Linked DNA regions of Homo sapiens: region 1 is linked to region 2. Evidence: chromatin loops called from intact Hi-C (ENCODE). Cell type or tissue: Caco-2. All regions are shown on one strand. Each heading gives the region's core, and the rest is flanking DNA. Links, peaks and the distances in the headings are about the cores only. Region 1 has its middle 33 kb from the start of LINC02422. Region 2 holds the start of LOC105369724 (a long non-coding RNA gene).

What was found. Hi-C counts contacts between places; a loop is a spot of excess contacts. Peaks named below come from ENCODE experiments on the same cell type or tissue, not always from the same donor. Only the 100,000 strongest peaks of a DNase experiment are listed, where the experiment ranks them.
Region 1: a loop joins it to region 2, with 2.7 times the contacts of the local background. A loop is called at or near these places in 2 of 110 quality-filtered maps.

The regions. Positions count from the first base shown.
Region 1 is chr12:31,846,470-31,861,673 of GRCh38, forward strand. No RefSeq gene overlaps it. Among named protein-coding and RNA genes, the nearest start is that of LINC02422, 33 kb to the right of the region's middle. RefSeq lists an enhancer at 13,300-13,539. In Caco-2, for the core only: no CTCF peak of the experiment used is centred there; a DNase peak (open chromatin) is centred at 7,782.
Region 2 is chr12:31,743,002-31,758,205 of GRCh38, forward strand. LOC105369724 (a long non-coding RNA gene) reads right to left here and starts at 14,100. Exons shown (of 4, transcript XR_931501.3): 1 at 13,871-14,100; 2 at 10,147-10,335; 3 at 8,247-8,352; 4 at 6,132-6,437. It also overlaps the pseudogene IFITM3P2. RefSeq lists a silencer at 86-175 and enhancers at 5,619-6,818, 5,805-6,390, 6,113-6,182, 6,203-6,382, 6,234-6,528 and 2 more. In Caco-2, for the core only: no CTCF peak of the experiment used is centred there; a DNase peak (open chromatin) is centred at 6,390.

The DNA.
Region 1 (15,204 bases), core at 4,409-12,408, 110 kb after region 2:
GCTTATTGTTCAATGAATATCCACTCCCCTCTCCCTTCTACTGTGGGAAGATTATACTTCTTGGGCCTGGCCCTGTGACTTGCTCTGGCAAATGTACTACTAATGGAAAGACAGGAGAGAGACCTTGAATATGTTTGACTTGGCTCTTGGTTTGACATAGCTCTCCTAGTCCTGCCATTGTTCATAAGAACAACATGTCCCACCAGCACTGCTTCTTCAGCCTGGGTCCCAGAATAAGACTCAGGAAACAGATATGAGCACAACCTGAACCCCAGAGCCTAGGCATCTGAGTGTCAGTCTGAGGCACAATTATCAGCTGACCTGCAGATCTGCCAGTAAGATAAATAAATTCTTGGCCAGGCATGGTGGCTCATGCCTGTAATCCTAGCACTTTGGGAGGTTGAGGCAGGTGGATCACCTGAGGTCAGGAATTCGAGACCAGCCTGACAAACATGGAAAAACTCCATCTCTGCTAAAAATACAAAATTAGCCAGGCGGGTGGTGCATGCCTGTAATCCCAGCTACTCGGGAGGCTGAGGCAGGGGAATCGCTTGAACCCAGGAGGAAGAAGTTGTGGTGAGCTGAGATGGCACCATTGCATTCCAGCCTGGGCAACAAGAGTGAAACTCCATCTCAAAATAAAAGAAAAATAAATTCTTAAATTACCTGGGCATGTTGGTGCATGCTATAATCCCAGCTACTCGGGAGGCAGAGGCTGAAGTGAGCTGAGATCACGCCACTGCACTCCAGCCTGGGCAACAGAGCAAGACTCCTAAAAAAAAAAAAAAAAAGGAATTCTTGTTGTAAGCCATTTGGTTTTGGTATGTATGTGTTTTGTTGTTGTTGTTATTGTTTTGTTTTGTTTTTTTTTTTGAGACGGAGTCTTGCTCTGTCACCCAGGCTGGAGTGCAGTGGCGCAATCTCGGCTCACTGCAAGCTCTAACTCCTGGGTTCACACCATTCTCCTGCCTCAGCCTCCAGAGTAGCTGGGACTACAGGCGCCCACCACCATGCCTGGCTAATTTTTGTATTTTTAGTAGTGACGGGTTTCACCATGTTAGCCAGGATGGTCTCGATCTCCTGACCTCATGATCCGCCTGCTTTGGCCTCCCAAAGTGCGGGATTACAGGCATGAGCCACCGTGCCCGGCCCTAAAAAGGGGAGGCATGAATAATCCACCCCTTGTTTAGCATATCGTCAAGAAATAACCATAAAAATGGGCAACCAGCAGCCGGCTGCTCTGTCTATGGAGTATTCTTTTATTCCTTTACTTTCTTAATAAACTTGCTTTAACTTTATTCTATGAATGTGCCCTGAATTCTTTCTTGTGCAAGATCTAAGAACACTCTCTTGGGGTCTGGATTGGAACCCCTTTCCAGTAACATCTTTCTGACGACCCAGAGGGGACTATAGTGTGGAAACTCCCAACTCAAAGGCTAACTTTGGTTAAGTGTTGGGGTCTGATAACATCTTTCTCATGAACCACAAGTGGGACAATACTGAAAATACTTCTCAACCCAAAGGAAACAGACTGCAGCACTAATTGGCCAACTTTGGGTAATTGGGGTACCCAAGTAAAGGATGGGATTGGGTTAGAGGTGCAACTTAGGGGAGTTAGAGTCTCTCCTGAAACAGAGTGGGTTAGAGACTCATCTTAATAAAAGGCAAGAACGCTTAACCAACCTTGGGTTAGAGGCCCAAATTAGAAGAGTTATCCCTTCTAAGATTTAGGGAGTTAGAGGCCTCTCTCAGTAAAGTCCTTCTTGGCTAAGAATGGGTTTGACACTATTAACTGCTATTCTCTTTCAAATAATCTGCCTTGCACTCTTTGCTGACAGCTATGGGTGACAGGATTAGGCATGAACAGGATCGTGGGACATGGGGAGCTTTTTCTTCCCTAAAAGGGGAAACTTGAGAGCTGATGGGACTGCTGAAAAATATCCCTTCACAGCTGACAAGCGGCCACCTGAACTTTTGATTCAGTGTTGCTGGAATGGGTGGGTCTTTCTCTCAACTCCCTGAGATCTTCACCTTCCCCATCCTGCCACAGGCAAGGCTTTTCTCTCTCTCCTTTCCCTTTCTTATTTTTTCTATTACTCAGGGTAACCATCTTTCCCAGAGATCACAAGTCAAAACTCTCTGGTCAGAGGTTGGATTAATGATGATGGGGCCCAACAGGGGGCAAGTTTGAGCCTTGCCAGTTTGATATTGGGTGCTAAGCAGAGTGGCAGGTCATAAACTGCTTCTTTGACTTTTACAAATTGTTCAATTTATTTTATTCTATTTTATTTATTTATTTTTGAGATGGAGTTCCATGCTGTTGCTCAGGCTGGAGTGCAGTGGCACAATCACAGCTCAATGTAACCTCTACCTCCTAGATTCAAGTGATTCTCCTGCCTCAGCCTCCCAAGTAGCTGGGATTACAGGCACGTACCACCATGCCTGGCTAGTTTTTGCATTTTTAGTACAGACAGGGTTTCACCACATTGTCCAGGCTGGTTTCTAACTCCTGACCTCAAGTGATCCGCCCCACTTGGCCTCCCAAAGTGCTGGGATTACAGACCTGAGCCACCATGCCCAGCCTCAATTCATTTTAAAGCATTAAATTCTAGATAAGGCCTGGGGATATATGGGATTAGCCATGCCCCCTAGCTATACAAAGAAGGTTATAAAGAAAAAGATTTTATATAACAAAGGATCTTGTATGGTAAATTCTTGTTCTAAAGTAAAATGGTTGTTTGACAAGAGGTATGTTTAGGACAAGTCCGAAAGTCCAAGCATGTCATAAATGGTCTGTGTAAGTCATAAAAATATGAAAATAATTTATGCAAAAAATGTTGTACAATTTAAAGGTAATTAGGCTTCCTAAATGTGTCATAAAATGCCACTATAACTTGTAACTGTAAAACTTTCCTGCTTTACAGCTAGGTAAGGCCTGGGACACGTAAATGCTAAAAAAAAATCAGACCTTATCTGCACTTCTGTCTGCTGTCCTCGGCTCCATACCTAATTAAAACCCTGAACTTACCAAGGTTTTCACCAAAAGTTAAAGTCACTAAGAGTTAACAGTGTAACATGTATTTGTGACTACTGAAGAAACAGTTTTACATGCAAGGTGTGTAAGAAAAGTAAACTTTGTTTTTAGTAAAAAATTATAAAAAGGCATGGGCATGTATTTTTTTTGCCTAAAGGGTTAAAGGATTGCTTTAAGTGAAATAGGAAAATTCTAAAGGTTTAAACAAGTTGTAAACGTTTTATAAAAAAATTAATTATAAAAAAAATCTATGTGTGAACAGATTGGCTAAAGTTAAAGGGGTATTATTCAGTTTTAAACTAAACATTGGAATAAAAGCACAACAGGTTTTTCTTAAAGCAAAAACCTGCTTTTACTCTGCTCTTTAACAAATATTGTAAAGGTAGTTATAAAAGAGGTTTATAAAAATCTTACCTTATGGTCAAACTGATTAAATACATTTGTCTATAAGGTTTTATTAAAAACTGGGTTTGACAGTAATAGTACACTAATGTAAAAGTGACATTTGGCTTATTTTATATAAAAATCATACAAGAAGCACTGTCAAATATAAAATAATGTTTAGCTTCTTTGGGCTATATTTGTATAAATATGTTATTGGTATGTGTTCCAAAATAATTCTAATATAACTTAGTGTATATTATTAATAATTATAATTGTTACATAAAATCATTGTATGCCACAGAGGTAACCAAATTTCTTTGTCAATTGTGTTTTTAACTGTGACTGTCCTAAGACATTTTGTCATCCACGGACACTTGTTGTTTTATTCCTCTTTAAAAAAATGGTTTATAATCAGCTATAGGACTCTAACAGGTGCTCTTAAATTCAGGTTTCTAATACCTTTGAACACTGTAATATTAAAATACAGGAAAAAACTTTCGGACTCACGGAAAGCTGAAATGTTCATAAATATCAAACAGGAATTAACTGCATGGACTAAACTAATAGAAGCTATTTACAGCTTTTAACAATTAAGTATACTCCTGTAAACAAAACGTGGATCATATTTGTTTCTCTCTACCAGATTTCTCTAAAATATGGAAACTATTTGTAAGTATTCTTAATTTATGGCAATATAGTTATTTGCATAAGTGCAATAAAAATCCATTTTCTTTTGTAACAGGATGCAATTGGAAAAACTGGTTATTTTACCAAGGCTTTAACTGGAATGGTGTGTTTTCCTTTAAGGAATTAAATTTAACTTATAGGGCCAATACAAGTCCCTTGGGAGAACTGGCCTCATACCTTGCCTACACAGTCCCTGCACAGGGTTTCTGACCTGTGATAAGTAAAGAATGTCACTTTCTAACAGGCCCAGAAGCCCCAGGTTATCTTGGAACCTCAAGAGGAGAGGAATTTACCTAGCTCATAGGTATTTAAGCATACAAACCAATGGCAGGGCTCGGATCTAAAAAAATCTTATCTAAGATTCCTTCTATGGAACAGAGTTCCAATTTACAAAAAGCTTATGTGAAAAATAATTATTCTTGCTACACTTTATGCAAACAATCAGGCCAAGTATAATAAAGCAAGTTGGTGTTACCATAATTTGTCTTTAATAAAAATGGGAAACTGGAGACAGAAAACTTAATGTTTCAAGAACTGTGGTACACTTGTTATTAAATTCTAGTCTCATCAGTTGCTTTAAATTTTTTTTCCCTGCAAATTAAACTGACTCTGCTTATTCCTGTAAATCAACCAGTAATCTCTAACTGCTGCTCAAAAGAAATGAGAGGATGGGTAATGTCAAAATCTGAATCAATATCTAATTCTGGGCACATACTGGAATCATCTAGCAACCCCCTATCAGCTTGGTTCTAACACTTGCCCAGTTGATAGAAAGCCTTCTAACTTAGTTAAGTTGGGATAATTTTGCTTATGTTGTTTTAGTGTGGTGAAATATATTGCTGTTGTACTCTTTGTATAGCAATGCAAAATAAGCTTACTCAATGTTTTCTTAAACACTTATTAATCTTCCAAATATCACCTTTTGTTGGAACTCAAAAGTTATAAATGGCCCTCAACATACCAATGCTTTCTTTCTTTCTTTCTTTTTTTGAGACAAAAATCTCACTCTGTCACACAGGCTGGAGTGCAGTGGAGCGATATTAACTCACTGCAACCTCCGCCTCCTTGGTTCAAGTGATTCTCGTGCCTCTTCCTCCTGAATAGCTAGGATTACAGACACCCGCCACCACGCCTGGCTAATTTTTGTATTTTTAGTAGAGTCGGGGTTTCACCACGTTGGCCAGGTTGGTCTCAAACTCCTGACCTCAGGTGATCTGCCCACCTCGGCCTCCCAAAGTGCTGGGATTACAGGCGTGAGTCACTGCGCCCAGGCCAATGCTTTCTAACTAAGCTCCTCTCTACCGTAAACACAAAAGACCCTAATAGTTAGGCAGGAATATCATTGCCCCTATTCAGCATAAAGAAGTTACAGAAAATGGATCTTTGTCCCTCTGCAGCCCTTAGGATTAAGGGTTCTCTTATAAAAGGAAGGTGGGAAATGTCAGAGGCATTGGAACCAGAGCAACTCCATCTTGAAAAGGGGCTGGGTGAAATAAGGCTGAGACCTACTGGGTGGCATTCCCAGACAGTTAAGGCATTCTGATTCATAGGATGAGATAGGAGGTCAGCACAAAATACAGTTCATAATGACCTTGCTGATAAAACAAGTTATAGTAAAGAAGCCAGCTAAAACCCACCAAAACCAAGATGGTACCAAGAGTGACCTCTGGTCATCCTCACTGCTACACTCCCACCAGTGCCATGACAACTTACAAATGCCATGACAACGTCAGAAAGTTATTATATATGGTCTAAAAATGAGAGGCATGAATAACCCACCCCTTGTTTAGCATATTAAGAAATAGCCATAAAAATGGGCAACCAGCAGCCCTTGGGGCTGCTGTCTATAGAGTACCCATTCTTTCACTCCTTTACTTTCTTAATACATTGTTCTCACTTTAATTTACAGACTCGCCCTGAGTTCTTTCTTGCACGAGATCCAAGAACCTTCTCTTGGAGTCAGGATCAGGACCCCTTTCCAGTAACAAAAGTAGATTAGAGATTATCAGAGGTTGGGGAGTTATTGCTTAATAATTAGAGTTTATTTTGGGCATGTTGAAGTTTCAGAAGTAAATAGTGGTGGTGGCTGCTCAACATTGTGAATATCATTCATTAATACCACTAAGCTATACACTTAAAAAAGCCAAGATGGCAAACTTTATGTTATACATACTTTACCACAATTTGTAAATGAATAACGAATTAGCCAAAATATATTGAAATGGGTGAATTGTATTGCATGTGAATTATATCTTGACATAGTTGTTAGGGACAAAAAGGGCATTCACAATTTCAACCTTGCTGAAAAGACAGAATTCTGCAGTGCTAGTAAGAAGAGTTAGGACACGGGATAAGATTGACATGCAATTATTTAGTAAGTGTATGCAAGCTTAAAATCCAAAAAATAATAAAGGAAACGCGAAGCCAGTAATTGAGGACAGAGCCACTAGTCTCCTACTTTTCATGTTTTGCTATTCAATACTTGCTACGAGAAAGACTATTTGGCTAACTTCCTAGAACTTGTAACATTGTCAGTGCCCAGCTACCTTAATATTCCAGGGAGCATTGCTGACACTGTTTTGGCTTTTGCATGATGAGTAATTATAATGCTATAAGAGAGGCAAGCCTGAGTCCTGGGATTACCCCTTTACCTCTATTTAGGTTTATCTATTCCATTCCAGTAATAGTTACTCACCGCTATTTTAAAAAAGAAAAGAGGCTTTTTGACATCAGCTGTTGCTATTCTATATGTTATCTTCTTTCTGTAAGGGAAGGTACCCTTATCACCATTCTGGATCTGAGCCTGAAATCTGGCCACCTTTTCTTCATTCATGCTGATAGTGAACCTGAAGCAGGAGGCTTTTTCAACACTAGCAAGTGGCAACAGCAAAATGGCAGCTCTGATGAAGACAGAGAATGGACCATTGGCAGTTAGTTTTTAGAAAATGAGTTTCTAGATTCTCAACTTCTGTCTATGCTTTTTCTTAAAAGAGATCTTCTATCATGCTAGCTCTCAGATGTTACCCAGTCCTACTCTTCCAGCTCCCCATTTATATCCAAGCTCCTGCTACTGATATACACCCACTATGGTGCATTGCTTATGGGAGGAGGAACCTCCAGGGCTCCAGGAAAGATACATTTCTAAATATCAGTGCTGGCCAGTGAGGAAGTGGATGACTCTGATGATGGAGTAATGCATCTTTTGCAAGTTAGATGTTTCCCAATTCTTTGCTTTCAACAAAATTGAAAGAGAGCTGAGAAAGTTGACATACCAAATTTCATTAAAAATCAACTTTTGATAATCAGTAACTATGTGGGTTTTGGCATATACTTCAGAAAGAGTTCAAATAATTGAATGAAATCACTATAATAAAACCCCTTCTATTCCATTCTACCTATTTATGCTACAAGGAGTCCAATAAAAACAAATCCATACTTAGATAAAGAAAGGCCTTTTTCAAAAAGACTTATGTAATGGGGGTGGCAGGGGGAAAGCTATTGTGAAAGAATACTCCACTGGAGCAAACAAGGTTAGAAGGAACAGAGTATGGGGGAAATGGAATCAGAGAGTGGCACATTGGACAATTTTTCTTTGCAGTCAGCCAATTCTGGAAGGGTCATTAAGGAGGTTGTTCCACATTCCAATGCTTGTTTAAACTCAACAGTAGGCCAAAGTTCAGGGGCCTCAGGGGAAAAGAGAAGCCTAACTAGAGTTTGGTCAGGTCAGATTAGCAGGTATTTTGTCCAGACTGGTCAGTGCAAACAGTTCATCTAATCATTTATGAGATAAAATAATGGGAATTTGGAGAGCCTGTGTTGTCTTTGTCTTAGGTAAACAAGGGGGTCGTCATCCATTGGTCTTATCTAAATCATATAGGGAAGGGTGGATTTTTGCAGTAAGCCATTTTCAGGACCGCAAAAGAGTGGAGGGATTTTTAAACTATTGCTATTTTCCAGGAGTATGATGCTCAGGTAAAGTTCAACATTGCCAACCTTTTTGTTTGTTTGTTTGTTTGTTTGTTTTTGAGATGGAGTTTCGCTCTGTCGCCCAGGCTGGAGTGCAATGGTGCGATCTCAGCTCACAGCAACCTCCGCCTCCCAGGTTCAAGTGATTCTCCTGCCTCAGGCTCCCGAGCAGATAGGATTACAGGTGTCTGCCACCACGCCCAGCTAATTTTCTGTATTTTTAGTAGAGATGGAGTTTCACTATGTTGGCCAGGCTGGTCTCGAACTCCTGACCTCAGGTGATTCACCTGCCTCGGCCTCCCAAAGTGCTAGGATTACAGGCGTGAGCCACCACGCCTGGTCCCATTGCCAAAGGTTTACATGGATTTGATGCTGAACCCTGTGCATTTTATTAAAAAGTCATGAGCATCCATACGACATCCATTTCACTAAAATAAGTATTTCCAGTAATGTTTTACTTCCATATTGGAGCACCCACTAACTCAGCTATTAGTGTTAAGTTCAGGAATGACAGAAGGACTCATTAGATACAATTTGTTTCCATAATATAGATGCTTATTCCATGCAAACTGCTTCATTATGCAGAATCCACAATTACATTTTTGGCATCCTGATCATTTTATCTAAGGATCCAAGATCACAAGGATTTCTTAAGCAGTTGCTGTTATTTTTCAACAAAATTACTCAACTTCTTTATACTATAATGCTTGTCCTCTGTAACGCCTTGCATGCCCCTATTGGGATCTGGGCTAGTTTGATTAAGGAGGGATCTCAGTGGGATGGCAGTGTGATTTAACTATGTTGTCCCTCCCTTTCCCTCACAGGTACTAGGGAAGCTATGAAGATCAGATTTTGCTAGGCTTAGAGCTCTTGGCTTTCCTTTCCCTTCTCTTTGTCAATGCTTTCATTTCCAAAAAAGCCATAAGAAACGAACATGGGATAGTATTTCTAGCTTTTCCCTGCACTGCTTGCTTCTCTTTTTTCAACCCATTTAATCAGTTCTTAGTGAATTAGATCAATGTTTTTTTAAATTTCACTGATAAGAGCAATTCTTGGATGGAGTCATATCAAACAACATGATGGTTAAGCAATCTTTCAGGCATCAAAATTATTTGTTCCCTATTCATCTTCTTACAACATAAGGGTTTTTTGCCTCTACGGGGTCAGAGGTCTTCGTATCAATTGCCACTTTATTTTTAATTTAATTTTTCTTTTTCATCACTCCCAAAGCACCGGAATCAATCGCCACTTTTGATACAAACCTGGATTGATGGAAAGACTAACAAAACAACGCAGTTTCTTTTTTCTTTTCTGAGATGGAGTTTCACTCTTGTTGCCCAGGCTGGAGCGCAATGGTACAAACTCGGCTCACTGCAACCTCCACCTCCCGGGTTCAAGCAATTTTCCTGCCTCAGTCTCCCAAGTAGCTAGGATTACAGGCGCCCGCCACCATGCCTGGCTTGTATTTTTAGTAGAGACAGGGTTTTGCCATGTTGCCCAGGCTGGTCTCGATCTCCTGACCTCAGGTGATCCACCAGCCTCAACCTCCCAAAGTGCTGGGATTACAGGCATGAGCCACTGCGCCCAGATCAAAACGACACAGTTTCAATACCAGTTTACTTATTTTATTCAAAGGATGCAGGACAGGTAGTTCAGCATCCAAGCAAGCACTGCTTTGAGCAAAAGGCCTTGCAATATCCCAGGCACAGTTTCCAAGCTTATCATTTCATGGGTCATGCTCAGTTACAAGGGATGAAGGTAAAGCAAGATGGACCACCTTGGCACTGGGAAGCTCTTCTACTATCTGCTCTTTGACTTTTTATAACTTATTAGTCATATCATTCCTCAGGGTGTGTATAACTTAATAAATAACTTTTTTTTTTTTTGAGACAGAGTCTCACTCTGTTGCCCAGGATGGAGTGCAATGGCCCGATCTTGGCTCACTGCAAGCTCCACCTCCCGAGTTCAAGCAATTCTCCTGCCTCAGCCTCCTGAGTAGCTGGGATTACAAGTTCATGCCACCATGCCCAGCTAATTTTTGTATTTCTAGTAGAGACGGGGTTTCACCATGTTGGCCAGGATGGTCTCAAACTCATGACCTCATGATCTGCCTGCCTCGGCCTCCCAAGTTGCTGGGATTACAGGCGTGAGCCATCACGCCCGGCCATAAATAACATTCTTTGGGAGCAGCTGTAGCACCTCAATGAAAGGTTATACAACAAATAGCCCCAACAACCAGATACACTTCAGGTGGAAAAAGCATGGTCCACACAACATTCTACACTTACCGTAACTTAGTACATTTTGAGAACTAATTTTGCAAGAAAGTAAATTCAGGGTCAGCTTCCCAGGTGTCCCTGGACCTGGACCAAGAGTTTCAATTCTCTGAGAATTGTTTCTCTTACAATGCTTAACAATTATTTTTTAAAAGTGTATTTACTTTTTGTGATTGTTTGTTTATTACTAATAACTGTAGTGATCATTTAATCCAGAAGAAACATTGACCACTTAGAACTTTAAGATCGGCTGGGTGCGGTGGCTCACGCCTGTAATCCCAGCACTTTGGGAGGCCGAGGCGGGCGGATCACGAGGTCAGGAGATCGAGACCATCCTGGCGAACACTGTGAAACCCCATCTCTACTGAAAATACAAAAAGTTAGCTGGGCATGGTGGCGGGTGCCTGTAGTCCCAGCTACTTGGGAGGCTGAGGCAGGAGAATGGCGTGAACCCAGGAAGCGGAGCTTGCAGTGAGTGGAGATCACACCACTGCACTCCAGCCTGGGCAAGAGAGCGAGACTCTGCCTCAAAAAAAAAAAAAAAAAGAACTTTAAGATGACAGGAAATAAAAACAATTTAAAATAATTTCAATTCTTAGACACATTTTTGCTCAGAGAAATATGATAAGATGATTAATAAAAGACTTTTGAACACATATTAAAATCAAATTTTGTGAGGAAAAGGAATGAAAAATTTTTCAAAGATAAAATAAATTATATAAAATGTCTGTCTATTGAAGAAGAGTGTTATTTTCTCTCTTGTATGATGAATGATGGAATATACCAAAACCCTATGCTAATTAGATTTGGTAGATACACTTTAAGAAGTAATATAACGTCTGTTTTTATTTATTTATTTATTTAGACAGAGTCTTACCCTGGTGCCCAGGCTGGAGTGCAATGGCACAATCTCGGCTCACTGCAACCTCCGCCTTCTGGGTTCAAGCGATTCTCCTGCCTCAGCCTCCCGAATAGCTGGGACTACAGGCACACGCCACCACGCCTGGCTAATTTTTTGTATTTTTAGTAGAGCCGGGGTTTCACCATATTGGCCAGGCTGGTCTTCAACTCCTGACCTCATGATCCAGTCACCTCAGCTTCCCAAAGTGCTGGGATTATAGGCGTGAGCCACCACACCCGGCCAGAAAAAGTAATATAACTTCTATTTTTAAAAGTCAATATTTACATTATGCCTCAAATTATGTTCTTTGAAACAAGTTAGAAGTAGGTGAGGAAGAACATATCTTTTTGAAATTATTTTAGGTGTACTGAGAAAAAGTTAAGTTTAACAGAGAGAAGGGATGACTAAATTATGTTAAACTATGTGACTATCCGAGGGTTCTTTTAGTACTCTCTTAATCTAGCCATAGCCCTTAGATCTATCCTCACCGTAAGAAACACATGTTTTTCTCCAATTACTTTAGGGGCGACTACTGTATGTCAAAGATCATGTCACTTGATTTTATTTATCTTTTCGTTGCAACACTATTCACAACTTGTCACTTTTGAAAAAACACAAGGTCAGTTAGGTAGATCACATGACTATTCTTAGTTTTTCATACTCTGTATCCAAATTTTACCTTTATACTCTTTGCCATGTGACTTTGCAGTTCTCCCCACTAGGGAAGGGATGTATTTCCTGTGAGTTACTTTGACTAATGAAATATGAGTTGAGGCCGGGCATGGTGGCTCACGCCTATAATCCCAACACTTTGGGAGGCCAAGGCGGGTGGATCACCTGAAGTCAGGAGTTTGTGACCAGCCTGGCCAACAATGGTGTGACCCCATCTCTACTAAAAATACAAAAAATTAGCCGGGCATGGTGGCGGACGCCTGTAATCCCAGCTACTTGGGCAGCTGAGACAGGAGAATCACTTGAACCTGGGAGGCAAAGGTTGCAGTGAGCCGAGATCACACCACTGCACTCCAGCCTGGGCAATAAAGAGCAAAACTCCGTCTCAAAAAACAAACAAACAAACAAACAAACAAATAATAAAAAAAAGAAAAGAACTATGAGTTGAAGGAACGGTGTGACAGTTCTTGCTTCAAGAGACAATAATTTCCGATATGTTCCTGCGATTATTTATTTATGTATGTATTTATTTATTCTTTTTTGAGATGGAGTCTCGCTCTGTCACCCAGGCTGAAGTGCAGTGGCACCATCTCAGCTCACTGCAACCTCCAACTCCTGGGTTCAAGCGATTCTCCTGCCTCAGCCTCCTGAGTAGCTGGGATTAACAGGTGCGTGCCACCACGCAGGGCTAATTTTTGTATTTTTAGTAGAGATGGGGTTTCACCATGTTGGTCAGGCTGGTCTCAAACTCCTGACCTCGTGATCCGCCCGCCTTGGCCTCCCAAAATGCTGTGATTACAGCCATGAGCCACTGCACACAGTTGTTCCTGTGATTTTTTTAACGAAGATTTAGGAGTTTTTCCTTTGAGTGAGAAAACTGGCGATATTTGAATAATGGCTGAAGAATAGTATTGTATGAATGTTAATTTCCCGGTTATGATCGCTGTACTGTGATTGTGTAAGATGTTAACACCAGGGAATGCTGCGTAAAAGATATACAGGAACTCTGTACTATTTTGGAAACACTGTAGTAAGTCTAAAATTATTTCAAGACAAAAAGTTTACAGGACATGCCCCAGTTAGCTGCTGGTCCAAAGAACTGAGGAAACATGTTGAGCAGTCCTGAACCCAAGTAGAAGCCTAGAGCCACACTCAGGCACCCTATAGCCTAAAGCAAGGTTGCTCCAGCCCATGCAAAGATCCATGAACTTGTTGTTGTAAGTCTGAGACATAGGAGGTGTGTTATGAAGCATTATTGTGGTAATAACTGACTGTTTTAGTCCATTCTCACACTGCTGTAAAGAACTGCCTGAGACTTGGTAGTTTAAAGGAAAGGGGTTTAATTGACTCACAGTTCCGCAGGGCTGGGGAAACCTCAGGAAACTTATAATCATGGTGGAAGGGGAAGCAAAACCTTCGTTCTTCACATGGCAGCAGCGAGGAGAAGTGCTGAGCAAAAGCGGGGAAAGCCCCTTATAAAATCATCAGATCTCATGAGAACGCACTATTATGGGAACAGCACGGGGGAAACCGCCCTCATGATTCAATTACCTCCCACAGGGTCCCTCCCATGACACGTGGGGATTATGGGAACTACAATACAAGATGAAATTTGGGTGGGGACACAGCCAAACCATATCACTGATGAATATAATGGAGTTGAAATATCTTGTCTTTAATTTGTATGTGCACATATGTGCATGTATGTCTGTATGCCCATGTATTTTAATCCAGCACCTCTTTATTCATGCATTAGAGTGACAGTCAGAGGTCCTCAATAATTGATGAGTTTTCCTTTGAGAATGAAATAAGAGAGATTTGATAACTTGATTAATTCATAGACACCACCTTAACTAAGTGATCAGAGTTAATATCACCAGTAATGAGATATATCAACATAATATAATCCCTTACATAATGCACCAAGAAGGGGGCAACATACCTGCTGTGGAATTCTTGCCAAAAATGCATAACCTCAATCTAATTGTAAGAAAATATCAGACAAACTAAATTCAGCTACTCTCTGTAAAATAACTAATCAGCAGTCCTCAAAAGTATTAAGGTCATGAAAGACAAAGAAAGACTGAGGAACTGTCACAGATTGGAATAGACTAAGAAGACATGATGGCTTAGAGAAATGTAAGATCCTGGATTAGACCTTGGACCAATGAAAGAACATTAGTGGGAAAACTGGCAATATTTGAATAACGGCTGAAGAACAGTATTTAGCAATGTTAATTTCCCGGTTTTGATCATTGTACTAGGTTGCGTAAGTGTTAACACTAGAGGAAGCTGGGTAAAAGATACTACAGGAACGCTACTATTTTGGAAACTTTGAGGTAAGTCTGAAATTATTTCAAAATGAAAAGTTTTAAAAAACATCAGGAATGAGGCCATTTATCTTTAGAGTAATACATTTTAAGGAATCTTTAGGGTTTCCATTTAGGATAATATTTGCCAGACCTCATGAAATTAAATCAAAATCTCTGAGGTGGGAGTGAGGCATCGGTATTATTTTTAAGCCCTTTAGGCGATCCCAATTGCAGCCAAGTTTAATAACAAGTAGTATAGACAATAACCATCAAATGAACACCAGTGTACCCACCACCTAGTTTAAGAAATACCCAGTTTTGTTTGTTTGCTGAGATGTCAAGGCAAGAAATATCTAGTTTTAAGAAATACGCTGTAGACTCTTCCCTGATCCTGCCTGCAAATTTCTCCAACCATAGTTTTCCTCATTCTGTAATCAAGTTTAATTTAATTTAATCATAGTTTAATCAAATACACATGTATCCTTAAAACATATAGTTTTAAACATATACTTTTATTTTTACACGTTTAACTTAATATGAATGAAACCAACATTATAAATATATTTTTGGCAGCTAGCTCTTTTCTTACTCAACATTATGTCAATGAAATGTATAGATTTTAATTCATGTAGATGTAGTTTATTTTCATTGCTTTCAGTATTTTATTATTTTGTTATATCAGGATTTGTTTGTCCATTCTAATTGAGAACATAAGGGCTGTTTCTAGTTTTTTGTTATGATACATAATATAGCTTTGAACATTCTTGTTTGCCTCATTGCGCCCACATGTAAGAGTTTCTCCTGAGCACATGCCCAGTAAATGGAATTTCTGAGTCATAGGGCACATCCATTTCAGGTGTTCTAGATAATGCCAAATTGGTTTCCAAAATCAATACACCAATTTGGAGTCCTATCAGCCGTGTGTAAGGTTGCTTATTGCTCCACATCCTTGCCATCTTTTGATTGTGTCAA
Region 2 (15,204 bases), core at 2,415-10,414:
GAACATTGCAGGTGGGCCTTTCAACTTCCTGCAGAAGTGCAGAGGTGCAACTGAGCATTCACTAAGAACTGGCACTTGTCCAAACTGTGCAAAAGAGGGAGTGCAAGTCTGTCTCACACACGTAATTGAGGAAGGAAAAGAAGGCCAGTGTTGCTGAAGCTTAGGGAAGGAGATAAAGACAGAGAGGTAGGCAGGGACTAGATCACATAGTGCCTTGAGAATCATAGAGATTTGGTTACAGCTAAGTGCAATTGGGAGAATGTTGGAGGGTTGCTCTGAACAAGGACATGACAGGATCTGATATGCATTTTTAATAGATTAATTTTGGGGAAAATATATGTAACACAAGTAACTGAAGAGGATGTGTATCTAGATTTTAAAAGGTACTGCAAATCAATATGATGAAAACACACACACACACACAATTGGAAAATCAGCAAAATACTTAAGCAGGCACTTCCCCACAGAGGAAATCTAAATGGTCAAAAGCATATGAAAAATGTTCTGTCTTGTTAATCAACCAGGGAAATACATGTTCGAACTTCCACATGTTGGCCGGGCGCAGTGGCTCACGCCTGTAATCCCAGCACTTTGAGAGGCGGAGGTGGGCGGATCATGAGGTCAAGAGATTGAGACAATCTTGGCCAACATGGTGAAACCCCGCTTCTACTACAAATACAAAAATTAGCCGGGCGTGGTGGCACGCACCTGTAGTCCCAGCTACTTGGGAGGCTGAGGCAAGAAAATTGCTTTAACTTGGGAGGTGGAGGTTGCAGTGTGCCGAGATCGCGCCACTGCACTCCAGCCTGGTGACCTAGCAAGACTCTGCCTCAAAAAAACAAAACAAAAAACGAACTTCCACATGTTAAAACTTGTACAAGGCCGGGCATGGTGGCTCATGCCAGTAATCCCAGCACTTTGGAAGGCCGAGGCTGGCAGATTACGAGGTCAGGAGATTGAGACCATCCTGGCCAACATGGTGAAACTCCATCTCTACTAAAATACAAAATATTAGCTGGGTGTGGTGGCACATGCCTGTAGTCCCAGCTACTCAGGAGGCTGAGGCAGGAGAATCGCCTGAACCCAGGAGGCGGAGGTTGCAGTGGGCCAAGATTGCGCCACTGTACTCCAGCCTGGCAACAGAGCAAGGCTCTGTCTAAAAAAAAAAACAACAACAACAAAACAAGCAACAACAACAAAAAAACTTGTACAAAAGCCAGAGGCAGTAACAGGAGCCTGTAGTCCCAACTACTTTAGAGGCTGAGGCAGGAGGATCACTTAAGCCCAGGAGTTTGAGGTTGTTATATATAAAGGTTCGGTGCCGCAAAAGAAATAGCACTCGAATATAAAATTTTCTTTTTAATTCTCAGCAAGGCAAGGTACTTCAATAGAAGGGTGTGCCCTTACAGATGGAGCAATGGTGAGCGCACACTTGGATAAGGGAGGGGAAGGGGTTCTTATCCCTGACACACGTGGCCCCTGCTGCTGTGTGGTTCCCCTATTGGCTAGGGTTAGACCTCACAGGCTAAACTAATTCCAATTGGCTAATTTAAAGAGAATGACAGGGTGTGTGCTTTGGCAGGAGTCAGGGCAGGGCAGGTAGCAGGTAATCAGAATGAGTTAGGGTGGAGTAGGTGACCAGAATGAGTCAGAGTGGAGTAGGTAATCGAAAAAGGTAGCTTTACGAGGAAGTTAAGTTTAAAAGTAGAAGGCAAATAATTGAACATACTGACATTAATTCTTTGAAAAGAAATTTAGAACTCATATCTAACAAGGCTATGGTGCAGTATGATTATGCCTGTGAATAGCCACTGCACTGCAGCTTGGGGAACATAGCAAGACTCCGTCTCCAAAAAACTCCCCCCAAAAAACTGTACAAGCCACTAGGATGGTAAAAGTAGGAAAAACAATCTGACACTCTCAAGGAACTTTGACAATACCAATGGAAACTCACCCTTTGGTAGAGCATTAAACAGGTTGTAACCATTTTGGAAAAGAAAGGCTGTGCATCTTCAAGTTTATTAGACAGTCTGATATCTACATTCTCCTAGTTATATATCTTAGAGAAACTCTTGCATGTAAGTGCCAGAAAGCATGTATCAAAGTGTTTATTGTAGCACTAATAATAACTGAAAACACCCAAAAGTCCATTAAAGAGTATAATAAATTATGATATTAATTACAATATATGAAATTCTATACAGAGCTACAGCTATATGCATAAGGACAGATGAAGCTCACAAACATTATATTGAGCCAAAAAGCAGCAAGTCACAGAAAAAAAAAATAGTGAGATTCCATTTATATAACTTGAAGATGGGTAAAACCTAAACTATATTGTTTAGGTTGTAATATTGGTGATATTGCTTATGGATATAAGTGTGAGATAAAACTAAAGCAAGAGAATGATCATCACGCACACACACACATACACACACACACACACACACAAATACATGCACACAAAGAACTGCATTTATCTTTGCAGAAAGGGAGGAAATGTGAGCAAGAAGAGGTCTTATGATGTCCTGAAAGTGTTCCGTTTCTATGAAGCATGAAAATTTTTAATTTTGTTGAAGTCCAACCTATCTATTTTTTTTCTTTGATTGCTTGTGCTTTGGAGGTCATATTTAAGAAATTCTTGCTAAATTCATGGACACAAAGATTTACACCTATGATTTCTTTGAAGAGTTTTATAATTTCAGCTCTTACATTTAGATCTTTGGTATATTTTGAGTTAATTTTTGTATATGACATGAGGTAGGGGGTCCAATATTATTCTTTTGCATATTGTGTTCCAGTTCTAAACCTGTGTGTTTGGATACATGGATATTTACTTTATAATATATTTTATATACTCTTATGTATGTATATTTTATAGATTGAAAAGTATAAGAGACAATGGCTTTGGGTACTGTTTGGAGTATCCTGTCTGTGGAGAATAAGTTGTGAAACAGAGAAAATCAGAAAGACCAATTGGGATGTTTCAAAGGTTTCTGGCTAAAGTAACAGTATGGATGGTGGTGCCATTAACTAAGACAGCAATGAATGCAAAAAGAGCAAGTTTTGTGGGGAGACACAAAATTATCTTTAGGATATGTTAAATTTGAGAAGCATTTTAAACATCCAAGTGGAGAAGTCAAAATGTAATTGGAGCCTGGTGTGGTGGAACATGGATGTAGTCCCAGTTACTAAGGCTGAGGTAGGAGGATTGCTTGAGCTCAGGAGTTTGAGACCAGCCTGGGCAAAATAGTGAGACCCCCATCTCCACAAAAATTTAAAAATTAGCCAGCTATGGGTGGCATGCACCTGTAGTCACAGCTATTCTTAGGAGGCTGAGGCAGGAGGATCACTCAAGTCCAGGAGTTCAAGGCTGCAGTGTGCTACAATCACACCTGTGAATAGCCACTGCACTCCAACCTGGACAACGTAGTGAGACCTCATCTATAATAATAATAATAATAAAGCAGCAAATGATATATGAATTCAGAGTTCAGGGAAGAAAACAGGGCTCTAGGTATTCATTTGGGAATCCGTAACATGCTTGTCATAAAGCTATGGGACTGACTGAGATTAAATAGGGAAAGAATGTACACAAAAAACAGAAGAGCATCAAGGACCCAGCTCTAGAGAGTCCTAATATTTAGAAGATGAGGAGAAAAAAGAGGCAGGTACTAGCAAGGAGATTGAGAAGAAGCAGCCAGTGATAAAGAGGGGAAACAGTGTGGCTTCAGGAAAACTTCAAGAAGAAAGTGTTTCAAAAAGAAAATAATGGTCAGCTACTACTGAGAAATTAACTGTGATTTGGATAGAGAACAAATCATTAGATTTGGCAAGATAAAGATGGTTGGCAAGCTTGATAGGGGATGTTTTGTGGCAGATGGCAAGTGTCGGTGGCTTTATCCAATTCTGAACAGGATATTTGCTAGCATGCACACAAGACCGTAATTCCTCTTTCATAATGAATGCTACTAATGTTACACAATGTCAGATGAGTCACTTGACAATGTAATTTTCCAGTAGCAGTGTGTTTTGCTTTCTCTCTGAGCATATTTTGAATAATTTCACATTAGGTTTTTACAAACCTTTTGACAGCAGTAAGAACTGTCTGTTTTAGGATATAAGAAGTGCAAATCTGAATGGATATCTAGTTTTGGCCTCTTTCTGACTTTAGCAAAAGAATTATTTAATTTTTTACTATGCTGTTTTGTTTTAGAAATGAAAAATTTAATTGGTTTACCAGTGCTCAGTGTTTTGTTAGAAATCAAAATGAAGGTCGGGCGCGGTGGCTCACGCCTGTAATCCCAGCACTTTGAGAGAACGAGGTGGGTGGATCACAAGGTCAGGAGATCGAGACCATCCTGGCTAACATGGTGAAACCCTGTCTCTACTAAAAATACAAAAAATTAGCCGGGCCTGGCAGCGGGCGCCTGTAATCCCAGCTACTCTGAGGCAGGAGAATGGCGTGAACCTGGGAGGTGGAGGTTGCAGTGAGCCAAGATCGCGCCACTGCACTCCAGCCTGGGCAATAGAGCGAGACTCCATCTCAAAAAAAAGAAAAGAAAAAAAAAATCAAAATGAAAGCATCATTAACTTCATGTCAAAACTTGACAGACTTACTTAAAAGATAAACATGGTGTAAAAAAAAGAGTAGCTGGATTGCTCATTTTCAGATATCCACTTTCATACTTCTATTCACATTTTTCTTTACTTGTTTCTATAAAATTATCATATTCACCTATTTCCTCAGTGAAAATGGGGCTCTTGTTAATTTTTTATATTTGTGACATTCTCTACTTTAATATTCACATTACTATTTTCATCACTATGTTTTGGTTTAGTGAAATACTTTCAAAGTCCTCGATAACATTTTTTTCTATAAATTTTTTATTTTTTAATTATCCGGGCATGGTGGCTTCGCCTGTGGTCCTAGCTACTTGGTAGGCAGAGGCGGGAGGATCACTTGAGCCCATGAGGTCGAGGCTACAGTGAGCCATGATCACGCCACTGCATTCCAACCTGGTCAACGTACGTAGCAAGACCCAGCAGTGTTGTCTTGAGCATGTCACTTAACCTCTCCAAGTCTGTTTCCTCATCTTTCCTTTGCAAGCACAGCAAGTCCCTGTAATAAGATAGGCACAACTGTCTGATCCAGGTAGGCACGAGTTGGCAAAGACTGGAGATCTACCTTCTGCTTTGATGACTTTTCTGCATTAATCTTCTCATTTTCTACTATCCTCTGGCCAGGCACGGTGGCTCACCCCTGTAATCCCAGCACTTTGGGAGGCTGAGGTGGGCAGATCACGAGGTCAGGAGATAGAGACCATCCTGGCTAACACACTGAAACCCCGTCTCTACTTAAAATACAAAAAATTAGCCAGGCATGGTGGCCGGCGCCTGTAGTCCCAGCCACTTGGGAGGCTGAGGCAGGAGTCCATAACATTTTTTTAAACATTGGCGATATAAGGCCACACTGGTAACCACATGAAAAATTAAAGTGTTGTGAAAATATTTTAAACCAAGATGACTTTTACCTGGTAAATTTTTTTTTTTTTTGAGACGGAGTCTCGCTCTGTCACCCAGGCTGGCGTGCAGTGGCACCATCTCGGCTCACTGCAACCTCCGCCTCCCAGGCTCAAGCGATTCTTCTGCCTCAGCCTCCCGAGTAGCTGGGACTACAGGTGCGAGCCACCACGCCCAGCTAATTTTTGTATTTTTAGTAGAGACAGGGTGTCACCATATTGGCCAGGCTGGTCTCGAACTCCTAGACCTCGTGATCTGCCCACCTTGGCCTCCCAAAGTGCTGGGATTACAGGCGTGAACCACTGCGCCCGGCCTTACCTGTTAAATTAATGTTAGTGGAAACACATTGCCAAACTCAATTTTTCAAGTACATGTATCTTCAAAATACAAATATACTTCAAAGCTACTGTACTTTGAAATATGTTATCTTCAAAAATGACATTATCACTAAGAATATAGGAAGCCTTAAGAATTGAATATGGTGGTTCAAAATTAGTATTTTTCCTCTTTGTAGGGGAAATCACCCAAAAGTAACAATCAGAACTGTTACCACCTGACTGGTTCTTGCCCACTGCACAGATAAAACCAAAACACTGAGCCAGCAGGAGTTGCAGCAGAGAAAGAGTTTGATTATTGCAAGGCAATAGAGTGAGGAGGACGGGATACATTTCCCAGATCCACCTCACCAAGAATTCAGAGGCTAAGGTTTTTAAGGATGATTTGGCAGGTAGGGCATTAGGAAACAGATGTTGTGGATTGGTTGGGGGATGAAATCATAGGAGTGTTGAAACTGTCTTCATGTGCTGAGTCATTTCCTGCAGGGGAGTGGTCAGAGGACCGGTTGAGTCAGTTCCTTTGTTGCAGTCACGGTCACTGTTCAAGCTGGTGTCAGTTGATTCACCTGAAGGCAAAGTCTGAAAAATATCTCAGAGATCAGTCTCAGGTTTCACAATAGCGCTTGTGACTGCCTGTTACATAACTCCTGAGCAATAAGCAATTATAGAAAAGCAAACAAGAGAACAATGATGGGCTATCATTCAACTACGCCTACAGCTTAAGAGGTGAGCTCCCTGGTGATTGAAACTGCTTGCACTCCTCAGTTGATCCAACTTCTGGAAAATACAAAGGCAGTCTGCATGACTTAAAGATCATTGTTTCTTTTTCTTTTTTTTTTTTTTTTTGAGACAGAGTCTTGGTCTGTCGCCGAGGCTGGAGTGCAGTGGCACAACCTGGGCTCACTGCAACCTCCGCCTCCTGGGTTCAAGCGATTCTCCTGCTTCAGCCTCCCGAGTAGCTGGGATCACAGGCATGTGCCACCACGCCTGGCTAATTTTTTGTATTTTTAGTAGAGGCGGGGTTTCACCGTGTTGGCCAGGCAGTGGCTCAATGCCTATAATCCCAGCACTTTGGGAGGCAGAGGCTGGCAGATCACCTGAGGTCAGGAGTTCGAGACCAGCCTGGCCAACATGGTGAAACCCCGCCTCTACTAAAAATACAAAAAATTAGCCGGGCGTGGTGGCACACGCCTGCAATCCCAGCTACTCGGGAGGCTGAGGCAGGAGAATTGCTTGAACCCGGGAGGCAGAGGCTGTAGTGAGCTGAGATCGCACCACCGTACTCCAGCCTGGGCGACAGAGCAAGACTTCATCACAAAAAAAAAAAAAAGGACTATGTTACGTAATCATGCCTGGTAGATGAAAATGTCAAAGGGAAAGAAAGTAAGTGTAACAAACATCTATTAGCTGTGCCTCTATTTTAACAAAATTTAGGCCTCTCTAAATTACAAAGTAAGTGGAATGGTTGAGTGTGGGAGGGCATTAGGGGTGCAGATTTTAGAAGTATTTTATTAGATTTAGGGTTTGGGATTAGATTAGATGAGGGGTAATAAATGATTGCTAGGGAGAATGACTGGATCAGGGAACAGAAATTAACTTGTAGGTAGTTCTCTTTGGAATTTAAATGATCCTTGGAGAGAGTCAGTCATTATCTTGAAAAAGGGTCTGTTTAGGTGTGGTTACATTTTCGGTCTTACAGATGTTACCAAAACACCCAAGATTCAGTCTAGGTCCTGTTGCTCCCCTCACAGAAAGCCAATCATTAAGACAATGAGTATTGCCAGGGAAGAAGGCTGTAATCCAGTGCTGCAGCAGAGGAGATGGGAGATCAGTCCCAAATCCAACTCCCTGACTGTCTAAAATTTGGGATTTGTATAGCAGGGAAGAAATGTAACTATGTGTGGAAAAACGGGAATTTTAGGGAGGGGTAAGGAAGAGAAAGGGGTCAACAGGAAGCAGGCAGTCATGATTGGTGAGGCGTCTGGCTCCCTTTGTCCAGATGTGATGATCTGGTAAGTTTCAGCTCCTTGATACTGTCTGGGAGGACTGATGGTTTCTTTTCTGAGAAAGCAACTCAGATAAGACAGATGTAATTTTCTCAAGTTTTAAGACCAGGAGGATAAATTTCTATGTTTATTAAAAAGAACCATAAACATCACCTCTACAGGACAATTGGGCAGGTTTCCCAGGGAAGGGAAGAAAACTATTGTTCTCCTTGGTGGGTCTGGAGCTTAGGCAGGTAAAGGAACTTGAGCCTCTTTGGAAGAGCTGGTGAGGGGTGGGTAGATCAGAGAGACCTTGAGTCTTCTTAGTTCAGGATGTAAACATGCCATATTTTGGGGAATTGGTTTCTAAGCCTCAACATTACAGACAGGAATGAAAACCGACCTTGTCTGGAGGAGAACTTTCCAAGTTTGGTACAGAGGACTCCCACAGATTATGATGAAGCCATCAACTCACAAACTGGATTACCAAACACACAAGAAGGCAATCACTGTGAGAGTCAGCAGAAACAACTGATTTAGATTTCTCAAATATTTCTAGTATTAGAATTATAATTACATATATACGACATAAAACAGCTGTGTATGAAGTGTTTAAAGAAGTATATAATTTAAAAAGTGAGCCTTCAACTAGAAACAGGAATGAACAGAAACATTTTGGAAACAATCCAAAAAGAACCAGGAATTAAAAATATAATGGGGTGACTCACATCTGTAATCCCAGCACTTTGTGAGGCTAAGGCGTGTGGATCCTTTGAGATCAGGAGTTTGAGACCAGCCCAGTCAACATGGCAAAACCCCGTCACTACAAAAATACAAAAATTAGCCAGGCATGATGGCACATGCCTGTAATCCCACCACTTTGGGAGGCCGAAGGGTGGATCATTTGCGGTCTGGAATTCAAGACAAGCCTGGCCAACATGATGAAACCCCATCCCTACTAAAAAGACAAAAATTAGTCAGGTGTGGCAGTGTGCGCCTTATAATCCCAGCTGCTTGGGAGGCTGAGGCAGGAGGTTGCAGTGAGCCGAGATCGCACCACTGCACTCCAGCCTGGCCACAGAGCGAGACTTCGTCTCAAAACAAAAAAAAAAAAAAAAAAAAAAAAAATGAGGTCGGGGATGGGGAAGTGGTGGTAGGAACTCAGTGGAGGGATGAACTAGCAGATTAGATAACTCAAGTGAGAATTTGTGAACCAGAAAATATATCTAAATAACTGATCCAGAATGCACAGGGAGAAACAAGGAAATGGAAAATATGAAAAAAAGGTTAAAAGATATGTAAGATAGGATGAGAATGAGACAGGATAGTTCATAGTTCAAGGTCAAGTCTTGACCTTGACCCCCTTTGTGGGCAGGAACTGGAGTGGCTTGTTTCACTCAGCCTGCAGTCCGTGGATGGCTAAGTGTTAACAGCCCAGGCTGACAGCCTTCTGCACCTGCCCTTCTTGACACCCGAATTCTTATTCAGAGTCCAGGAAGAATCAGGTCACATAAACTTTTTGAAGGGTAGTGTATATGGAAGATTTTACTGTGTGATAAAAGTGGCTCTCAGCAGGATGGGGAATTGGAAAGGGGATGGTATGGGAAGAAACTGCTCTTTCTCTGAAGCCGTGTCTATCTGTAGTTTCCGATGCTCAGCTGCATGTATTCCTGATGCTCAGCAGCTTGTATCCCCGACCACTTGCATCAGCTGCTGAGGTTGCTCTTTTTCTTCCTTTTGTTCTGCTAGCTGGTCTGGTATTTATAGGCATATGACAGGGGGTGGAGCGGGCCAAAAAAGCAATCATTTGGGTGGAAAAAATGGGGTCAGCTGTTTCACTTAGGACTGAGGTTCCAGGCTTGAGGGTGAAGTTTAGCCTGGAGCCCAGCAGTTCTGCATCAAGAAGATTTAACATACACTTAGTTTCAATTAGAAAGATAGTGAGAAAAGAGTAGAGGCAATGTGTAAAGAGATAATGGCTGTGAATTTCCCAGAACTGGTGAGAAGCATATACCCACAGATCTTGAAAGCAAAGAAAAAAAAAATAAGGAAACAGGGAAACAAATTTAAAATATAATTTTTAAAAAATTGCAGAGAAAAAGGAAACGAGTCTAAAAATGTAAAATGGCATATTACTAAAAAAGATTCCAAGTAGTCAAGAGCAATCTATGTCCTGATAAAATTATTAGATTTCAAAAAGAATTATTTAAAAGCCAGAGAATAAATCACTTATAATGAGAAAAACAGGCTGATTTCAGATTTCTCCACAGCATTTGTTCTTAGAAGACATTATGTATACATACCAATAAAATCCTCCAGCAAAGAGATGTGACCCAGGAATTTTGTATGCAGTCAAACTGTTGCTTAAATATAAAGGTAGGTGGTGTGGTGCCTCACGTCTCTAATTCTAGCACTTTGGGAGGCTGAGGCAGGAGGATTCCTTGATCCCAGGAGTTCAAGACCAGCCTGGGCAACATGGTGACACCTTGTCCCTAATAAAAATAAAATTAAAAAAAAATTTAGCCAGGCATGATGATGCATGCCTACAGTTCCAGCTACCTGGGAGGCTGAGGTGGGAGGATCGCTTGAGTGCAGGAGATTGAGGCTGTGGTGAGCCATGGTTGCACCACCACACTCCAGCCTAGGTGACACAGTGAGACCCTGTCTCAAAACAAGACAAAACAAACACACACACATATATATATTTGTTTATATACATACATATGTATGTATGTATATAAAGCCAAAGAGTTTTGAAAACACAACATCTTAAGGGTATTGTTTGTATTAACTCACATGAAGAATCCACCAATGGACAAATGTTGTCAAACCAGAGATGACTAGAAAGCACTGGGTAGATAGCATAAGCGCTGCTGGTAAATTGGCTTAAAACTAAAATAAATGTGGGATTGTTGTTATTAAACAGAACAAATATACACATTAAGAAACATAATATAATTAACAAAAATTGAGAAGTTGTAGAGAGAAAAAGGAGGTGGAAGGAAGAAGAAAGCTACTAATTTAATTATTAGCAATTATCAGAATAGGGCATTGATAATAGTGGTTAAAGAAAGAAGATCAGGGCCGGGCACAGTGGCTCATGACTGTAATCCCAGAACTTTGGGAGGCCGAGGCAGGTAGATCACAAGGTCAGGAGATGGAGACCATCACGGCCAACATGGTAAACCCCGTCTCTACCAAATACAAAAATTAGCTGGGCCTGGTGGTGTGGCACACACCTGTAATCCCAGCTACTCAGGAGCGTGAGGCAGGAGAATCGCTTGAACCTGGGAGGAGGAGGTTGCAGTGAGCCAAGATCGCGACACTGCCCTCCAGCCTGGGTGACAGAGCGAGACTCCATCTCAAAGAAAAAAAAAAAAGAAAGAAGATCAGACATTTGACAAAATACAAACATGCATAATTATCAGAAGAAATGGACATACAACAAAAACATCTCACATACGAAAACATCTCACATACGAAAATATTTTTAACTTTGAAACCATGAATTATAACATGAAATAACATGATATAGTCATGACCAAACATGTCTTTCATATCAAAAATTTTAAACAATTGTAATAATTGTAAATGAGTTTAATTCATCTAGTAAAAGGGGAAAAAGTCAGATAGAACCACAAATAAAAAATAATTCAATACCATAAAAACAAAGACAAACCTAAAACTAATAGATTCAGAAGGACAGAAAATGAAGAGAAAAAAAGATAAATGGGCAAACCTGTACTAGGCTAATGCAAACGAAAGTAATTGTTATCTTAATTTCAAATATGGAGAAAACAAAACTACTGGGGAAAGGGAGGGTCCACTGAGAACCATCCCAGTAACTCAACCACGGCTGGTCTTCGCTGGACACCATGAACCACACTGTCCAAACCTTCTTCTCTCCTGTCAACAGCGGCCAGCCCCCCAACTATGAGATGCTCAAGGAGGAGCACAAGGTGGCTGTGCTGGGGGTGCCCCACAACCCTGCTCCCCCAACGTCCACCGTGATCCACATCCGCAGCAAGACCTCCGTGCCCCACCATGTCGTCTGGTCCCTGTTCAACACCCTCTTCATGAACCCCTGCTGCCTGGGCTTCATAGCATTTGCCTACTCCGTGAAGTCTAGGGACAGGAAGATGGTTGGCAACGTGACTGGGGCCCAGGCCTATGCCTCCACCACCAAGTGCCTGAACATCTGGGCCCTGATTTTGGGCATCCTCATGACCATTCTGCTCATCATCATCCCAGTATTAATCTTCCAAGCCCATAGATAGATCAGGAGACATCACTGAGGCCAGGAGATCTACCCATGACCTGTATCCTTTGTACTCCACCTTCCATTCCTCGCCCTGCTCCCGGAGCCAAGTCCTGTATCAGCCCTTTATCCTCACACACTTTTTTACGACGGCATTCAATAAAGTGTACGTGTTTCTGGTAAAATAAATAAATAAATAAATTCAAATATGACTGAGTTTGGGGGAATAAGTGCTAAATAAGACACAGACACTTTATATGCTAAAGGTTGAAATTCACAAAAATAACAGTTATGAATATCTATTTACAAATAACATGGCATTGATATAAGCATAGCCCTTAAAGCAAAAGTTAAGGTGTTGGAGGCCATGGGCTGTTGACCCCCTAAAGGTTTGCTAAAAAATCACCGACATGAAGCAGATTGACGAATAGAAGAAAAAGCGTACAAATTTATTTAACATGTATACACAGGAGCCTTCAGAATGCGGACCCAATTTCCCAATAAGTAACAGAAGCTTATATACCACCTTGAAATTGCAGAAACAATGCGGACTCAGAGTATGTCCAAAAACAGGATTTAGTGGCAAGGCAGGTTATGGGAGGAAGAAAGGAAGGAAGAGGCTTTGCTAGCAATGGTGGCCTTGTTGTACAGAGAAGCCTCCCTCAGAGGGAATACATGGTAAAAGTTTATTTCCACACCTTTAAAGGTGCCAGACTGCCAGTCTCTCCTGGATCGGGAAAGGAATAGAAAAGAGAGGCAGGGCTGCATTAGTGGAGATTCTCTACAGATGCAAATTTTCCCCACAAAGGACAGCTTTGCTAGGCCACTTCCGTTTTCTGACCAAGGGGCAGCCATTTCAAAATATGTCAAAGAAATATATTTGGGGCTAAAATATTTTAATTTCCTTCAAGGTCTACAACAGAAAAGTAGAGAGAAATACATTAATGGTGGGATACTTTAACTCTTCTCAAAAGTATGCAGAAAGCCAAACAAGGGTATAGTGAATTTATAATTAGTAAGGTAGATATATGTCAAATTCTGTGCTTCTGAAAACAGAAAATACATATTTTTATATTTCCAATAAAAAAACCTTCAATAAATTTCAAAAAGATAAAACAGTACAGCTGGGCACACTAGCTCAAGCCTGTAATCCCAGCACTTTGGGAGGCCAAGGCAGGTGGATTGCCTGAGGTCAGGAGTTTGAGACTAGCCTGGCCAACATGGTGAAACCCCGTCTCTACTAAGAATACAAAAATTAGCCAGGCAAAGTAGAAGGCACCTGTAATCCCAGCTACTCCGGAGGCGAAGGCAGGAGAATTGTTTGAACCTGGGAGGTGGAGGTTGCAGGGAGCCGAGATAGCACCACTGCACTCCAGTCTGGGTGACAGAGAGAGACTCTGTCTCAAAAAGAGAGAAAAAAAAAAAAAAAGGATAAAACAGTACAGACAACTTTATCTAGTACCAAGGCAATAAAACTAGAAGACAATAATATAAGGAGGAAACCAAAGCCCCTACGTATTTGGAAATAAAATATCTTGGTTTTAAATAGCTCTCGGGCCCAAGAGGAAAATCCAAATGAAATTGCAGACCATCTAAAAAGTAATGATAACAAAAATATTGCACATCAGACTCTATATGATACTGCTGAAGCAGTGTTCAAACATTGTATTTTAAATATCTTTATTACAAGTTATGAACAATGAAATAAATTTCTGAAATTCTTTTCTACACTTATCTTAAAGAATATTATATAGAATTACTATAATCACCTGTTGACTCCTTCCAGCCCACTGCACAGACAAAAATCGATTTACTGAGACCTCAGCATTGCAGTAGAGAAAAATTTGACACAAGGCCAGGCACACAGAAGATGGTGTTACTCCTCAAGTCAGTTTCCTTGAAGGCTCAGAGATTAGGGTTTTTAATGGACAATTTGGTGGGCAGGGAGCTAGGGAATGGGTACTGCTGAGTGATCAGGGAGGAAATCACAGGGGTGTGGAAAATAGTCCTTGTGCACTTAGTCCACTTCTGGTGGAGCCACAGGACCAGCTGAGTCATGAGTCACGAGTCCAGGTGGAGTCAGTCTGAGAAAATCTCAAAAAAAAAAAAAAAAAAAAATCTCAGGTTTTACAGTAGTGGTGTTATCTATAGGAGCAATTGGAGAAGTCACAAATCCTGTGACCTCTGGCCACAGGACTCCTGAGCAATAAGAGATTGTAGAAACTATGCCTACATTTTAGCAGAACTCAGGCCCCTCCCATAACCCTAATCTTATGGCCTTTCATTAGTTTTAAAAAGGCAGTTTCAGCCCCTGAACAGGGAGGGAATTCATTTTAGGGAAGGATTATTATAATCTTTGCTTCAAAGCCAAACTATATATTTTTATTTTTGAGACAGAGTCTCACTCTGTTGCCCCTGAGCTGGAGTGTAGTGGGGCAATCTTGGCTCACTGCAACCTCTGCCTCCTGAGTTAAAGCGATTCTCCTGCCTCAGCCTCCCAAGTAGCTGGGATTACAGGCACCCACCACTGTACCCGGCTCATTTTTTGTATTTTTTGTAGAGATGGGGTTTCACCATGTTGGCCAGGCTGGTCTTGAACTCCTGACCTCAGGTGATTTCCCCGCCTTGGCCTCCCAAAGTGCTGGGATTACAGGCATGAACCACCGCACCTGGCCCGAAGTTAAACTATTGACAACTACATTCCTCCCAGAGTTAGCTTGGTCTGTGCCCAGGTATGACCAAGAACAGCTTGGAGGTAAGAAGCAGGATGGAGTCAATTACATCAGATTTCTTTTACTGTCATAATTTTGCAGGGGCAGCTTCATTACAAATGCAGAACTTAGTAATAAAAGTCATATTGTTGGCTGGGCGCAGTGGCTTATGCCTGTAATCCCAGCACTTTGGGAGGCCAAGGCGGCTGGATCACGAGGTCAGGAGTTCGAGACCATCCTGGCTAACATGGTGAAACCCCGTCTCTACTAAATGTACAAAAAATTAGCCGGGCGTGATGGCGGGTGCCTGTAGTCCCAGCTACTTGGGAGGCTGAGGCAGGAGAATGGTGTGAACCCGGGAGACGGAGCTTGCAGTGAGCCGAGATTGCACC